Regions from separate parts of the Homo sapiens genome. Here region 2 is linked to region 1. A link is a loop called in an ENCODE intact Hi-C map of the cell type or tissue named here. Cell type or tissue: testis. All regions are shown on one strand.

Region 1 (8,000 bases):
ATTTGTTATGTAATATGCTGATAATACAAGTTTCGGTTTTCGATGGAAACCAGATGTGGAGGGACTCTCTTTAATTGATCCAGCAAGGGGAAGACTAATAGATGAACTAGTCCTTGCAAACCCCAGTGGTGTTTTGATTTAACTTTAGGGGAGAATCCCGAGCTCAGGGCTTTGGAGAGGTTTTTACCCTCAGCTTCTGCTTTGCTGCAGCTGTCCTTTTTGTCAGACTCTTCCTCTTTTGAAAGAACCGGTTCGTTGCCAACACAAAGCACATGGCCGGAGCTGGCGGGGCTCAGCGAAGCTTAGCTCTGCTGGACTCTCCTCCTCCTTGCCTCGTCCGGCTGCTACCCTCCCCTCCACGCCACAAAACAGGGTCTGGCCAGGGGACTTGGGTGCTGGGAGGAGTGTTGATTGTTCTCCCTCAACTCCTTTCTGAAATGTCAGTCTGATCATCCAGGGAGAGTTTCTGTTTAAACTTGTCCAACGGATACACTTTCCAAAAATCATTGACTCTCTTTCTCTGATTAATTTGTTTGTTTCCTGCCTAAGTTTGAGGGTTTTTTCTGGATGGCTGAGTCACCTTTATTATGGCTCAAGGTTGGGGACGGCACTGTAATAGCTGACCCCATTAACAGCAGTTTCATTGCCTGCCTGGATGTGAACTTTGGAAACAAACCCAGAGGCTTAGATATGCTGATGTACCCTGAGACTTGCTTAGAAAATTTTTGTTGTAGCGCAGTTTACATTAACATGATTAATGACTGCGCCACTGAAAAGTCCATATTCAAAAGCAATTTACCGTTCCCTAGGGTTCTTCTTACAGTGAAGTATTTTTCTTTGCCAAACAACTTTGTTTTAAGGTAACTTCTTTGATGCTTAATCCAAACCTCCTGTGCACAGCGTTTTGGGGCAAGATTTGGGCTTCGTGTATTGCGGGTTGTGGTTTTGGTGGTGCCTGTCTTAACCTCACCGAACTTAGGTCAGGGAGAACTCGGATTCTTATCTAAGAAAGTTCTCTGAGATCCTGAGCAACAGAGTGCTGTGCTGGCTAGGATGGGAGGAAATCTTCCAGAGGAAACTTGGCTTCTGGGTGTCTTGGAGTGATGCGAGGAGGCTGGAGCTGAAGATTTTATTTTCTTTCCCCTCACAGTGATTGGAGATACTTGAGCTTTTCTGAAAAATAGAGACGTCCTTGGGTTTTTCTTGTCGTTTTTTTTGTTTGTTTGTTTTTTTGTTAAATGTGGGTTGATTGAGAGGGGGAAATGCTGATGGGTGGATCTGAAAGCAGCCTTAGGAACCCGAGAAAATAAAAACACGTTTGAAGGACTCTGGAAGATTTTGCATTTCAAAGGGTCTACCTTGTAGAATTTCACATCACGTCAGGGGTTACAGAGGAGTGTGACAGGCACCCCCGCTTTAATGGTTCTCCGTCTCTCCTGCTGTGGGGGCTGCACGGGGAAGCTGGCTTTTGCATGGGGGATGGGGGACAGCTTGGCCAGACCACGCTGGACTATCATGGAGACCACATTGCCTCTTGGGCATCTGTAAGTCTCGGGAAGGACTTTTTTCACGGTGCCAGTCTCAGGAGGGTGAAAGCAAATCATGTTCGTAAACAGCCCATTTGACCTCAGAACGCAGTGGCAGGCTAACTCCTGACTTCTCCACTCACTCTTTTTGTTCTCTTGTTAAACAAAGAAACAGATTCTTCCCCTGCGCTAGTATAATATGATTCCCAAGGATTTAGCTGAAATGGGTGCAGATTGTTCAAAGAATAATGGCAGCACCCACTGGTTGTTGAAGGCCCACCCTGGGCCCTGGGCTTTGTATACACTCTCTAATTCTCAAAGCAAACCTGCAGTTACAGCTGAGGCTCAGAGAGGCCAAGTAACTGGCCCAAGGCCACATAGCCGGAAGGCAGAAAGCCAGGAAGGAGCTCTATTCCTTCAGAGCCTGGTTGCTTTCCATATGCCCTGCTGTGTGTTCATATGATAGAGGCACTGGGTTCTGTTTTATCTCAAAGCAGAAATTTTGTTTAGTCTTGTTAACACCACAGAGAAACCTAGAACTTTTAACTGCCTTTTCCCCTCCTCTCCCCTCTGCTATGGCTGTGTGTTTTTTTGTTTTTTGTTTTTTTTTTTTTGTTTTTTGGAGTGATTGGAATCTGTATGTACTGTAGGACCAAAGGCAGTGAGTGCCATAGTTTGGGAGGCTGAGATGTTTTGCTTCAATCTCAGAAAAGGCAGATTCACAAGAAAACATTTCCAGTGACCTTCTGGGGGAAACAGGAAGTAAACCTGGCAGCCCACTGGAAACACCACCATTTATTCAGATTCCATTTTCCATTCAGAGAGATTCTTAAAAGTGTTTCCAACTTTTTTTTCTTTTTGCATTTGTAATTCAGATGTCTCAAAGTAAATTATGATGTGGTGGTTGCCACTCCAGGTCTGTACAATATCATATTTTGTTTACGTGCCTAAAGTAATCAAGTAACTGAACACAATTGTATATCCTCCAGTGTGACTGAACTTGGTACGCCCCAGCCAGGGCTGGGCAGCGGCCCTGCATTCTGTCTCAGACAGATGGTTCTTTGCAGGTTGCTTCTCGGGGGGGTGTGAGTGTGCGTGTGTTTTGAAGGAAGAATAAGGAGACCCATCTCTAGCAAGGCCTGCCTGGCCAGGCATGCTGTCCTTTCTGCCCCTGAAGAGTTTGTAGGAGCGTGCTGGGGCCCCTGTGCTCTGAACTTCTAGAAGCTAGAGTAAAGTAATGGTTCTGAATATTGGCTGCACATTAGAGTCACCTGGGAAGGTTGGAAAAAAAAAAAAATCCAGATGCCCAGGCTGCATTCAGGCCCAATTACATCACAATCTTGGAGAGGGGGGCAGCAACCCAGCATTGGTATCTTTAAAGTTCCTGAGTCGATTCTCTTGTGCATCCAAGACTGAGGAGTGAGGGCTGTAATAGACCCCATGCATACCTACGGGTCGGTTCCTTAGTTTCCCTATTCCTTAGCAGGAGATTGGGGGCTTTCGTATTCGGGAGCGGAGCAAACCTATTGGCATTTGCTGCTGCTGCTGCTGCTGCTCTGTCTTGGTGAAGTGGCATCTGAAGGGCACCCATCCCTAGGGGAAGTGTCTGCTGTGGGCATCATCGAGGTCATTTCTGTTTCTGCTGGGCCAAGATTCAGCACAGTCCCTTTGAACCACCTTCTTTCCAGATTGAAGGGGGCAGATTTTACTCAGGCTGTGGTTTCAGGGCAGTTCTCATGCAGGCCCTGCCTCCCCACAGTCCTAGTGGTCTTGTTCTTTCTGGGGATTTGGCATACCGTGTGCCCCTGGGGCTCAGGGGAGGAAAGATGCAGTTAGGTTCCAGGGCATATCCTGGCAACTCCCAGTGAGTGGTGAGTCTTTTTCACCCAGGTTTGCAGTGAATGTCACTCTGTCAGCTCAGAGCCTGTCTTCCTGTGAACATACTCAGGATTACATTTCATAGAATTGTGTTTAGAATGGCCAGGGGGCTTGGAGAGTGAGAGCTTCTTGGGCCTGCTGATGTAACCTTCTGGAAGAGAAGTCCGATCCTTAAGAGGTGAGGTGACTCTCCCAGGGTCCCGTAGCCAGTTGTCAAAGGTGCAGACTCTGTCTCCTGAGTCCCTGCCCTACTGCTGTGTTCTCATGACGTGGAACCTTAATTCCTGCTTGCAAGACAGCCTGCTTTAGCGTAGACCAGCAGGTGAACTTGATCATTGCTCACAGAGTTCATTAGCCAAGTGAAACATGCTACCCATCCCCCGTCCCCACCCCCCAGTCCCAATGGAAGGTGCTGAAACCTTGTAAAGGTGAGCTTGCTGAAAAAGGTTTTGGCCTCTTTGCCAAAAGTGTGTCAGTCTGCCCGGCTGTGTTGTGGTGGTGGTGAGTAGTGAATAAGGGCTCTTCCCCCTGTGGGGAGTTGGGTTTGGGCCGAGTGAAGGGAGAAGAGGAGAATTGCTATTTTTCTCAGGGCTGCAATTTCCACATTCATTTAGCAGACATTGATTGGACATCTGCTGGGTGTCCAGTGTGGAGCCGGGCACTTTGCTTCATTAGTTCATTTAATCCTCAGCACAACCTGTGGCTCAGGGACTAGCCCGATTTCATTGCTGAAGACATGCTGCCTGCAGAAATCACTCACCCCAGGTTGGGATTTGAACTTGGCCCAGCTGACCTCAGCCCTGTATTCTTTCTACCACACCCTGCTGCTTTTCCATCCAGTGCTCACCAGGGGAGGAGAGTTCCTGCTGTAAGACACGTGCATTGCCCAGTGGGCGTTCCCTGGCAACTCCTGCCTGGGTGCCATGCTGCAGCTTCTAGGAGGGGGCGTGGGTGGGCCCTCGAGCTCCTGGATAGCTGGGTTTGTACAGGTCCTGTCTGGGGCCGCTGTGTGTCCTGGCAGCTGGACTGTGCCTTGTGCAGGAGAGGCGGCTTATGCAGGTTCCAGTTGCTGCTGCCTGCCCCCACCCCGTGGAGGCCACCCTCCCTCCCAGGCTGCCCTCTGGCTGAAGCCTGAAGCACCCTGACAGACAAAGCCCAGCTGGGAGAGGCCTCGGCCCTGCCTGGAATTCCCCTTGCTCTGGCATTGGCCTTGGCCATGGGCCTGGGAGCAGAGGGAGGTTCTGTCCGCTGGCTGGGAGCAGCTTCTCTGCATGTTTGGAAGTGGAAAGACTAAGTTCTCTGCAGCTGGGTGTCTCCATGATCTGGGTGAGGAGAAGGAGCCTGGCTCCTGAGCCCGGGGGAAAAGAGGTCTGTGGTTTTGAGTCTCCAGAAGGAGTGCAGGATGCGGGGAAGCCCCTCTGTGGCATGATCCTGGGGACCGGGCCGTAGGAACCGCTCTCCCCTGTAATCCCTTTGGCAGTCAAACGATTCAGTTTCCTGGCTGGAAGGTAGTGGGCACAGACTGCCTACTTGCTGGACCTAATTTGCCCTGTAACCCTCACTGGGCCTCTGATTTCTCACCTTGCTGGTCCTGCCACCCAGCGTTTTTAGGAAGATCAGTTTAGAGCTTGTTTGAGAAGCCCCTTGCAATGGGCGTAGTGCCTTGCAGAGCAGTGCCAGGTAGGAGATGAGTGTGACTGGGCAGGCAGGGGTTCTGCTGCAAAGCCCATGGTCGGCTGCATGCCACCTAGGTGCTTCTTGTGGCTGCAGGAAGAATGGGACTGTTTGGCGTCACAGAGGAACTTTGGGCAGAGTCTAGGTGAAACCCAATTCTGTATCATCGAGGGCAAAAGTAGCATTCAGCTTTGGAATCAGAAGCCTGGGTTCAAATCCTAGGTCTGCCCTTTGCCCGCCATGCCATGTGCCTTTGAGCAGGCGACTGTCTCTCTGGCCCCCATTCCTTCTTCTGGAGTATGGCAGTGCTGACAGCACCCCCAGCCAGCCCATAGGTTCGGGGCCCTGAGTGAGACCACACCTGAGGACACTTAGAGCCCACCAGACATTAGTGAGTATCTCACGCAGCCTGTGGCAAGCGCGTGCTGTTGCGAGGACTGAAGGGAGGCTGGAAGGACATGAGTCAGGCAGGTTGCCCTGAGGAGGTCAGTCAGTGATGACAAGATACAGGACAGAGCAGAGGGGACTTCAACTGGAGTTGGGCTTGGCTGGACGGGTCAGGCTGGGGCGGATAGAGCCTTTTCTCCTCCAGCATCTTCCTCTCTCAGATAGCGTAGGGTTTTTTTCGGGAGGAAAAGTTGAAAGTATGCATTACAGTTTAGTTTGCAGTGTGTCTGTTACCAAGAGTTGAGACTGGTGAAATCTAAGTTTTCTCTCTAGGAAACGAAATCTTTTTTTACCAAAAGTGATTTACTTTTGCTCCTAAGCATAGAACGTTAAATGCATGTATGGGTCATGATGTGGCCTCACCGTCTTGGCTCTGCTGCCACCGACACTTCTGTGAATGAATTCTTTGGAAACCAAGGAATTAATGGCTGCATACCTACCTAGACTGAGAGTGAGGGGCCCACTTACCACCTTCTGGATTCTCTTTAGGTGCTTTGCAGTGGGCATCTTTGTTTTTTGTTCTTCCTCTCACGTTGGGGGAGCTGCCTTGGACACCTGGAGTCAGCGTCTTCCGGGTGCGGGTTATGTGGTTGCAGCTGGAGCGCCTGCCCCCAGCTCGGCCTGCGGTGTGATTCCGGCTGCTTCTAGATCCCTTTGCCACCTGAACCTGACCTCAGTCTGCAGGAGCAAGAGCTCATCTAAGCTTGCTGAAGCTTTGAAAGGAGCCCTTGGCTTGGAGGACAGAGGGAAGGGTCCAGGCTGTGCCGCTTGGCTTCTGTTGGTGCAGGCCTCTGACTCCTGACACGCCTATTCCCTGGGTCTGGTGAGCATCGCGCCTCATGAGTCTGGGGCTGGCTGGCATCCTGTGGGGTGAACAGGATGGACAGTCTTGACTCATGAGATTTCCTGCTGCACTTTGGGTAGCTTTGAGGGACACCCCTTTGTATGGAGTGTGAAGACTCATGCTGTTCACTAGGTTCTGGGAGGGGGCCCTGACTCCAGACTGTGACAGCCCCTCCCCTCTGGTGCTGGCCCTAGAGCGTCCTTTCCAGAGGACCCACCAAGGTGGCTGGGCATGGGTGGCCTTGAAGCAGACCTGCTAGGACAATGAGATCCTGAAGCTTTGTGAGCGAGGGCTGCATAAGGGAGGTCTCTGAGGTGTCTCGGCTGCCTCTGGTCTCATGGATGTGACAGAACTCATCTGCCAGGTGGAGCGTGTCATCCTCACCCACTGTGTCCTCCTTGGGTGTGTCACTGTTCCTGTGATGAGCACAAAACATACCTGCCATGGTGGTGGCCCCCAGGCTCAGTGCAGTTCAATCAATGTGGAGTAACAGCTACTATGTGTGTCAGACAAGTCGTCAGGCCCTGAGGAATTCAGAGATGGATCTACCGAATGTCTGATTTTAGGGAGCTCATAGCTCGTATTATGGACAGTCAGACTGCAGGTTTTTATTGAGGTTCTACTATGTGCTAGACACAGTGTAATAAATGAATGAAAGTGTGTTTACACAAGGTACTGGTGAGTTACACCGTCCTCTGGAAGTCATAGAAAGTCTCTCTAACTGAGCTGAAGAGAGGAGGGCAGGGAAGGCTTCCTGGAGGGGGTGACAGCTGACCTGAGTCTTGAAGAATGAGCAGGAGTTTAGACAGATGAAGAACGGGGAGGAGGAGACATTCGAGACCAGGAGAGCAGGTGTCCCCAGTCACAGCACCATGGGACTGTGTCAGGGAATCTGGGAGACCTGGAGCCTGAGTGAGACGAGTGTAGATTTCAGAGGGGAGCGGAGCTGATCTAGGTCAGGATGGCAGTAAAGGGAAGGGCGAAGGGCTGGGAGAAAGCCCACCTTCGGGGTGACACTGCCCAGGGGCCCAGCCTTTTGACCTTGGAGTGACCTTCCTGGAGAAGCATGAGACTAGCCTCTGAGAATTTTCATCAAGTGCCGCCTTGGCCAGAGTGATGTGGTCTTTGTTTATTTTTAGACAAAACTCTCGCATTTAGCAGGCGCCCTTGGGATTCCCAAGAGCTTCCAGAACTTCTTGTCTGTGCTGCGCTGGAACTAAAGAAGTCAAAGTTCTGGCGTTGTGTGAGTTGAAACAGTCTGATTCAGTGTAAAACTACCTTTTTTTTTTCTTTAAAGGGAAAAACAGGCACCTAACCGTGTTGGTGCGATGGAAGAGGGAGCTTCGGTGCCCCCTGGGCTCTGTCATAGCCTGTTCTCACTAGTGTTCTCAAAGGCAGGGGGAAGCTGCTGACACAGACACTCGAGAATGGCGGGCCTGAGTCACCTGACTCTTGGCGGCCAGTGCGCCTGAGGCCTCCACCGCCCTCAGATGCCAGCCCAGATTCCAGGCCCCGTTGACTGTGTGGCATGTGACCTGGGCCCAGAAGAGGAGAATTAAGAAAAATACTGAACCTGTGCAGAGGTGGAGGCGGAACTGCAGTTAGCAGCCCATCTTAGCTTTGGGGGGTGT
Region 2 (8,000 bases), 110 kb after region 1:
GACACAGAGAGGGATGCTCCCAGCAAGAACCTTCAGGGAGGCGAGGGAAGCCCATGAACTGCAGAGGCCCAGGAAAGAGGTGGGCTCAGCTGAAGTCGCTTCTCAGCCTGGTGCTTTGGGAGCTGCGAAGTGTGACTAGCACGTGGGACTTGATCCCGCCCAAGAGGAGGGACAGCTCCTGTCCCTGCACCTGTTGGTCATTGGCTGGGGGTGACCCCAAAGGGAAAGGGTAACCTCCTTCCTATCCTAGATCTCCCAGCCCAGAGTAGTTCCGGAAGGGGCAGCCATGAACTGTCAGAGCCAACACTCACAGCAGTGGAGAGTGGGCACTGCTGTGGGTTTGGGACTCCAGGTGGGACACCAGCAGCCTGGCTTTCCTCTTAGGATCCTTGCAGTGGCCCTGTGAAGCAGCCTGGCCAGAGACAGCAGTTCTGCTTCCCAGGGGAGGAAACGGGAAGTGAGGCCACTTGGCCAGTGGAGGATCTCAGTGCCTCCAGCTGCAGAGTCTAGTTTCCCACTCTCCTCTCCGGAACCCTCCAGGTTCAGTGGAGAGCCAGGGCCCAGGGGGTGAGAATACCGCAGCCTCCTTCGGAGGAGGCAACCGGGACAAAGGGGAGTGGTCACTATCTGCTCCCAGACATATCACCTGACCAGCCAGCTTTGTCTTTGTCACCGGATGCCCACTCCTGCATGTGGGGCCGTAGCTCATGAGTTCTAGGGACAGCAGTCCCTAGACAAATGCTGGGGCTGTTTCCCCCTCCACTCCCCAGGCCTTGCCCTTCGGAGCCCAGAGTGGGTTCTGGGTCACTACTGATAAAACATGTGGTTTAGTTCAGCTCAGGAGATGTTTCTAGCGTCTCTATTACGTGTTCACCCTGCTGGCCCAGGAACAGCAGCACCTGGGAGAGGGAATGAGCTTGTTGGGCTGAGGCTGGACGGAGTGAGTAGCAGTCTGCCTGGCAGCAGTACAGAGCTGATATGTTGAGTTGATGAGTTTCCTGAGGCAGGTCTGTATTTCAGCTTGTACCTAGAAGGCAAGGACCAGGCCACCTTTGTCTGTATCCCCGTGGACTCAGGAGAAAGTATGGGAATAAATATCTGCACAGAACAGCCCTGCAGAAGAGGGGTCATTGCTCCAAGCTGGGAAGCCCTAGGGAGGCCGGCTGGGGCAGGCTGAGCAGGAAACCCCAGCTGGGGCCAGCGGGAATGGCCAGGGCCTCTTTGGTGGCTAGAGCTGAGGTCTAGGGGGTCTGATGGAAAAGGCAGGGCCTCCATCCCAAAGTTGCCTCTCTAGCAGGCTGCTGTGGTCTGCCTTTTGCAGACTCTAGGAGTAGGTCTTGATCCATGTCCCTGGCCACTAGCCTGAGGCCATAGGGACAGTTCCCACTGAGCTTTTTACCTGGGCAGGCCTGTTCCAGAGTAGGTGGCCCAGCCCAGGGCTGGGGCTGGATGTCAAGAGAGCAGAAGTCGACGGGCTGGGGGACAGTTGGTCCTGGAGCAGCACTTTCACCTTGGAATAATGTGTTCATGCAGCACTTTGAACTTAGCCATTTTGCGGCTTTTTGCAGACATTTTTGAGGGCACACAGGCCTCCAGGCTTCCAACTTGCCTGTGCAGTGTTCTTCCATGGGGTAGCTAGAGCTGCTAGGAGACTCTGGGGCGGGACCTTGCCCCGGGGCATGGAGGGCACAGGGCAGCTGCAGGGCCTGGGTGTGGCACACCCTGGGTGTCTGCATGGGGGTTGCTCACGAGGGATGGGGCTCTGGGCAGAACACACACCGCCCCATTGTGGCAGTCACATTCCTTCCTGACAGGTGGGGCTCGCCACCAGCTGGGGCAAACAGTGGGTGGTTCTTGGCTTTCTTTTACTGTGGCTGAAATGGCTGTTTTGAGTCAACGGAATTCTCAAGGTTTCGCTGGCTTTGTGGCCAGGAAGCAGGTATATTTGAAGAATACTGGAGACTCAGTGGCATTCTGGGGTTTGCTTGTGACGAGATTCACCAGCCCTTCCTTGTAGACTCCCCCTGCTTCACAGCAGAAAGGGCCCAATTAGTCCAGATAGCCCTGAACACCCTGACTCGGCAGGCAGGCTGGCTGCAGCCCAGAGGTGGAAGAGTTGCCTGGCGCCGTGATGCCCATGTGGATGGAGTCTGCCTCTGTATTGCCTGTCTGACCTCAGCCCCTTCCAGGGCGCAGTGAGGCAAAAGCCACACGTCTGTGAAAGGTCTAGCTAATGGGTCTCCAGTGCCCGTGCCTGGCTATGGCTAATGCATAAAGTGTCTTACTTTGTTTGGGCTGCTGTGACAAAGATGCCTTAGACTGGGGAACGTATAAACCGCAGAAATGTATTTCTTAGTTAGAAGCTGGGAAGTCCAAGATCCAGGTGCCAACAGGATCGGGGTCTTGTGAGGGCCTGCTCTTCATAGTTGGCACTTTCTCACATCCTTGTCTGGCTGGAGAGGCACCTGCGCTCCCTCCAGTCTCTGTTATGGGCCCTCATCCCATCTGTGAAGGCCCCTACATGACCTCATCACCTCCCAGAGGCCCCACCTTTTGCACTGAGGAATGGTGGGGGGGGGGGGGGCACAAATTTCGACCGTAGCACCACGGTTAGTGCCGAGACCCACACAATCATGGTGGCCATAAGTTAGGCACCCCCGCTACCTGCGCCTTATGCCAGAGGAGGTCAGTGGGAAGCTCCGAGCAGGACCGAGAGGGTGAGCACAGACAAGCGCTGTGCGGCGTCTGTCCGATTGCGCAGGCTGCGCTCCTGCTGCGTTCACGTGCGAGGCCACAGAAAACACTCGCAGCAGGCCACGCCCCAGGCCCCTCACATGACAGCTCGCAGAAAACGCTGGCACGCGTTCGGGCGTCAGGCACACGCATCTCAACAGATGTGGCTGACACCCAAGGCAGTCGGCCTCAGTGCCCTGTCACCCACCTAGAACCTGTTCACAGCATGTCATCCGGGCTGCTCTGGCCTTGACTGGACATGATTATTTATCCTTACACACCGTGGCTGCTCTACAGGCCAAGAAACAGGCTGCTCAGCCAGGGTCAGGAGAAGGTGGGTCAGGCTCCCCGGGGACCTCAGGCCCTGACGCATCCTGGCCTCACCCTAGGCCTCCTCTGTCGGGGCAGCCTGGCTCAGCAGAGCCCGGGACACACGGCTGAGGCCACCCAGGCTGGGCCATCTTGCCCCTGTTTTGTGCCCCCTACTCAGTTCTCCTTCTGTCCTGGCTCAGGTCTAGGCCAGTCAAGAGGGTGGCTGAGAAGCAGGAGGAGCCTCAGAGACCCTCCCCTCGAAAGCACTGGGGCTTCCACCTCACAAGCGGCAGGTTCGCTTTGGGAGCTGCTGGTCCATCGCCCAGGCCTGGCCAGGGGCAGGCGAGGATCCTGGTTGCCGATCCATCGTCCAGGCCTGGCCAGGAGCCGGTGAGGAACCTGGGGCTGTTGTGCAGGGGTCGCCGTCTCCAGCTCTCTGCCGTGGTGAGGGGATTGTGCTGTGTGCACACCACCGGGCTGCATCGAATCCCACCATGGCCCAGAGGGTGGACCTGTGGCTCCTTGGGGGGCCAGCATCTCCAGTCTAATGGGTGCCCCTGCCACTCTCCTGAGTTCCCGTGCAGAGCTCCCCCCAACACCTCAGCCTTCACCTTTCTCAGTTAATCAAAAGATTCCAAAAAAAGCAAACCCATCAGAACGGCTTCCTCCACCGAGTGTTCAGGAACAATGAGCGTGCCCATGGCAGGCACATATACCTTCCTCCAGAGAGAGCGCCTTTTATTTCCCATCCGCTGAGGCTGGTTCAACAGCTTGTTGGCTGTGACAGCCAGTGATCACCTGTATTTCAAAGAGACACACAAACACTGCAGCCTTTGAAAGAATCAGGCCCTCGGGACAGGTCTGTGGTCTTGGCGTCAGCAGGCGTGCGGCGAGGGAGGCGGCGGGTGCTCCAAGGCCCTGCTTTGCTTCCCCAGTCCCCACCCATCTGCTGGGAAGAAACTAAAGGCTGGAATTCCCCCCTGCCCTCTGTGCGCAGCTCTTCCCTCGCTCCCCTCTGCTATTCGACCTCGTTGCTGCAGTCCGGTTGGGGATATCCAGGACTGCGCCGGGAGTGCCCCTCACTGTCTCAGCCTCTGTCCTGTCTGTGGCATGTGCATCATTCTGAGGAGAAGGCTGGATTTTGTGCTCTGCCCTGGGAGCAGGTGTTGAACTGCACCCACTTGTGCACAGTGTCAGCCCTACCCCCATCGCTGGCAGCTGACGCCAAGCAGAACTGGCCTGCGTACCCTTGAAATCCTGTTCAAGCTCTGCCTGCCGCTCGGGCAGGCCCCAGGCTGCCTCCTGCCCCAGGCCAGCCTGGGAGCACACTTGGTGCCTGGGAGCACACAGAGGGAGCACACTTGGTGAGCGGAGAAGCTTCTGCGCAGCCTACTCTCTCTCTGGGGCCTCAAAGGGCCCAGCAAGGCAGGCAGGGAGCATCATGCACCTCTTCCAGATGAGGCCCCCAGCTGGCGAGCACCAGAACCTGGAGCCTGGCCCCTCCTCAGCAGATCAGACCTCCCAGTCCCCAGCACCTGTGGAGGGCACAGGACCACTCCCTTCTAGAGACTCTGTGTCTCCAGGTGAGGCCGAGAACTCATGTTTCCCCAGCTCCCTGCATGGCTCTGTTACACACCAGGCTCAGGACTTCAGCTCGGCCCCTTCTAGCCTGCGGCTCCCGCTCTGGTTGTGGAGAGTGGGTAGAGCGGGCGTCGTGTCGCCCTGTGTGGGGCAGTTACAGCCTGGGCTTCCTCCAAGTCAGATCCCTTCTCAAGGGAAGTATCGCGGCGCGTCAGTTATGTTTGCATAGAGGTCCCTGCTTGAAAAACATTGATTTCACCACCATTGTAGGGTGTTTGGGTTACTCTCTTCTTTTCCATTTAACGGTATGTTGCCAAATTTTTACACACATCTTAGAATGTTTTCTTAAGATAAAAATCCAAGTAGTGAAATTACCTGATCAAGGAATTGGATATATTTTCCCCAGGTTGCGCTTCAGAAAGGCTGTGGACGAAGTGTTAGGAGCATTCCTGTTTCACCGCAGCCCCCCAGAACTGGGTCTGCATCAAATTTGTGTGCTTTGCCGAGTTAGTAGGTGAATAGTGGAATTGCGCGTGTCTTTATGAGCACAGAGCGCTCATTGGCCGGAGGTGCATCTTCATGAGTACGTTGCTCATGGGCCCGTCCTTGCCTGGATAGGAGGAACCCGGGACTTGATTGGTCTTGCCACAGCCTGGTGGTCTAGTTGCTTTGTGGGGTGTGCAGTCCTGGGGCTGCGGGAGGGGAGTAACCCTTAGTAACCTGTGTGTCTGCCCCTCCACAGAACTGTCAGACCTTCAGCAGCCTCAGCTGCCTGAGCGCAGGGACAGAGGACTGCGGTCCCCAGAGCCCCTTCGCCCGCCACGTCAGCAACACCAGGGCCTGGACCGCCCTGCTCTCAGCCTCCGGCCCAGGGGGCAGGACCCCCGCTGGGACCCCGGTCCCTGAGCCTCTTCCCCCTTCCTTCGACGACCACCTCGCCTGCCAGGAGGACCTGTCCTGTGAGGAGTCAGACAGCTGCGCCCTGGACGAGGATTGTGGCAGGAGAGCGGAGCCGGCTGCAGCCTGGCGGGACCGCGGGGCCCCTGGGAACAGCCTCTGCTCCCTGGACGGCGAGTTGGACATTGAGCAGATAGAGAAGAACTGAGGGGGTGTGGGCCCAGGCAGGGCTGGGGTGTGCTGGCATCGACAGCCCCCACTCTGGGCACTAGGTGGGCCCTTGAAGGGGAGCCCAACTCGTGGGCCTGATGAAAGCTTCCTGAGTGGTGTCGGGTCCCAGAGAGGGAGCCCACCTGCTGCCTGGGGGAGAGCCTGGCCTGGCCGCGTCATACAGCGGGTGTGTCAGCCTCTCACCGGCTCCCCGAGCGTGGCAGCCACCAGGTCCACAGAACTACTGCAGCCCAGAGGACAGCTTTGAAGTTTGCGTCTTTTCTGCCTCTTTCCCTGTGGGATGTTGGGCAGTCTCTGTTGTCCCCGGCAGAGCTGGGCACCGCTCTGTATCCCCCTGGTGGTGGGGGCTGTCAGGGAGGGCCTGGGGTGGGGGCCAGGGGCCATCTGCTATGTCAGGGCCCTTCTTGGCCTCACTCAGGTTCACTTCTGGGGAGTCGGCCCCGCAGCTTCTTTCACTCAGTTTTACTCCGTGCCTTCTCTCCCAGGTCTCCCTGCTTCAGGCTTGGGAAGGTTCGGGAGATGCTTCCTTCTGTAACACCAGAACCATTTGGCCTTAATTCCAATGTGAGAGACAGAATCCCTGGGGTGCTGGACTGGCCCTCCAGAGGGTAAGCCATGTCCGGAGTCTCGGGCCCAAGGAACGATTTGGAGGGTGCTTGTTAGGGCCTCCCGTGTTGGGTAGAAATTTGGTGGATCTGTTGGCTGAAAAGACGGACTTGCTTGCCTCTCCTACAGCATGGAGAGGCTGACCCCATGGCTCTGCCACCGTTGGGGCAGGGTTAGCAGATGGCAGCCCTTCTCTGTGGCTGACAGGTCACTGAGTGATAAGCATGGTTGGTTCCGGTGAGTGTAGGGATGGCACGATACCAGGGCAGCCTCTTGAAAACGGCCTCGGGAGACGGGAGCTGCGAGCAGGTGGGCAGATGAGGGCCCTATGCGCACTCAGGGGTGAAGGGCGTCCGCTGGCCACTCTGCAGGGGCCCCTGCAGGATTCCAGGCACCTCCCGTTTGTCCTTGAGGACTGCTGGCTGTAACCAGGGCACATCACCCACCTCAAGACAAGCCCACGCCCTTGTCAGCTTAGGGGGAGCCCAGTCCTGAGGGCTGCATCTCTGTTGTAGGCCCAGCCACCGGCACAAAGCTGGATTCATGCTCCCTGCCCCTACCCCACCCTGGCTCCTCACCCTGGGGCATCCGAGGAGCCTAGCCCCCTGAGGGTTTGCTCTCCTCTCAAGGTTTGTAGCTCCTCTCCGGCTGCCTTGCAGACACCACCACATGGGCTCTGCTCTATGGGAATCTGGCTTTTAGCGAATGTGGCGTCTTCTGCAAACAATAGCAATTGGGCTGGCTTAGGAGCAAGTGGCTCATTTTCCCATAAGGCTAAAAATAACTGGTGCGCTCCCTTGTGTTGGCTGACACGCGCGTTCAAAGCACTTTTGTAGTCACTTTGCTTTTGCTCGTCTTCATGGACGAGTGAACGCCTCGCTTCTGCAGGTTGAGTCCAGATGCTTCTCACCTTCTTTCTCCTCAAGAAAGATGCTTTTTGGGAAACGTTGTTTAAATCTTATTTTTTTACTACATCAAAAGGATGGTGGTTCAAGTTCCCAATATGTGGGTGGCACTTCTTAAAAATCAGCTTTAAGGAGCTGGCAGAAAGCCCCCAGCCCCACAGCCCTGAGAGATGGTGTTGCTAGCTCAGGTGGCTGACACATGGGGTATGCCGGGCACTGGGCAGGTCCCAGAGCCGGGGAACCAGCTCACCTCTGGTTGCTGTAGCTCCTGCCGGAGGCATGTCTACTTGTGATCCCGGACAGCCGAACCCAAGAGCTGGTGGCTCTGAGCAGACAGAGACATCTTGGCCTGTCCCTGCCTGGGGGTCATGGAGACCATGTCTTCTTAGAGCAAATGTGGAGGCGGCCAGGGCAGTTGTTGGGTGAATGTGGAGAGCACATGGCCATGTCTTGCCCCCGGAGTACCACTGGGCGTGGGGGGTCCTGGCACCACATGCCCGGTGTGGCCGAGGGCACACAGCCTCTATAGCAGGCCTTCCTGTGGAAGGCAGAGGCAGTGAGGGAGGTGGACGGTGCCAGCTGAGGCTGAGGCATGCAGCAGCCCCCAGCTACCTTTGCTTAGGGCTGGGGTGGGAGGCACATGGTGACAGGTATATGTCGTGGGACTGGGGTGTGGGTGACCTGCCCTCAAACCTTGCCTGCCACCTCCCCATTCAGGCCTGGTGGCAGGAAGGG

What was found. Hi-C counts contacts between places; a loop is a spot of excess contacts. Peaks named below come from ENCODE experiments on the same cell type or tissue, not always from the same donor. Only the 100,000 strongest peaks of a DNase experiment are listed, where the experiment ranks them.
Region 2: a loop joins it to region 1, with 4 times the contacts of the local background. A loop is called at or near these places in 82 of 110 quality-filtered maps.

The regions. Positions count from the first base shown.
Region 1 is chr10:124,733,184-124,741,183 of GRCh38, reverse strand. The region is part of intron 1 of FAM53B (family with sequence similarity 53 member B); the gene reads left to right. Among named protein-coding and RNA genes, the nearest start is that of FAM53B, 7.2 kb to the left of the region's middle. RefSeq lists enhancers at 7,632-7,711, 7,777-8,000. In testis, no CTCF peak of the experiment used is centred here; DNase peaks (open chromatin) are centred at 286, 4,353, 4,563, 7,803 and 1 weaker place; H3K27ac peaks cover 7,823 bases.
Region 2 is chr10:124,620,973-124,628,972 of GRCh38, reverse strand. FAM53B (family with sequence similarity 53 member B) reads left to right here. Exons shown (of 5, transcript NM_014661.4): 5 at 5,369-8,000. The coding sequence ends at 5,731. Among named protein-coding and RNA genes, the nearest start is that of FAM53B-AS1, 79 kb to the left of the region's middle. RefSeq lists enhancers at 1,038-1,993, 1,994-2,949, 2,950-3,905, 6,782-7,282. In testis, no CTCF peak of the experiment used is centred here; DNase peaks (open chromatin) are centred at 946, 3,052 and 7,154; H3K27ac peaks cover 5,472 bases.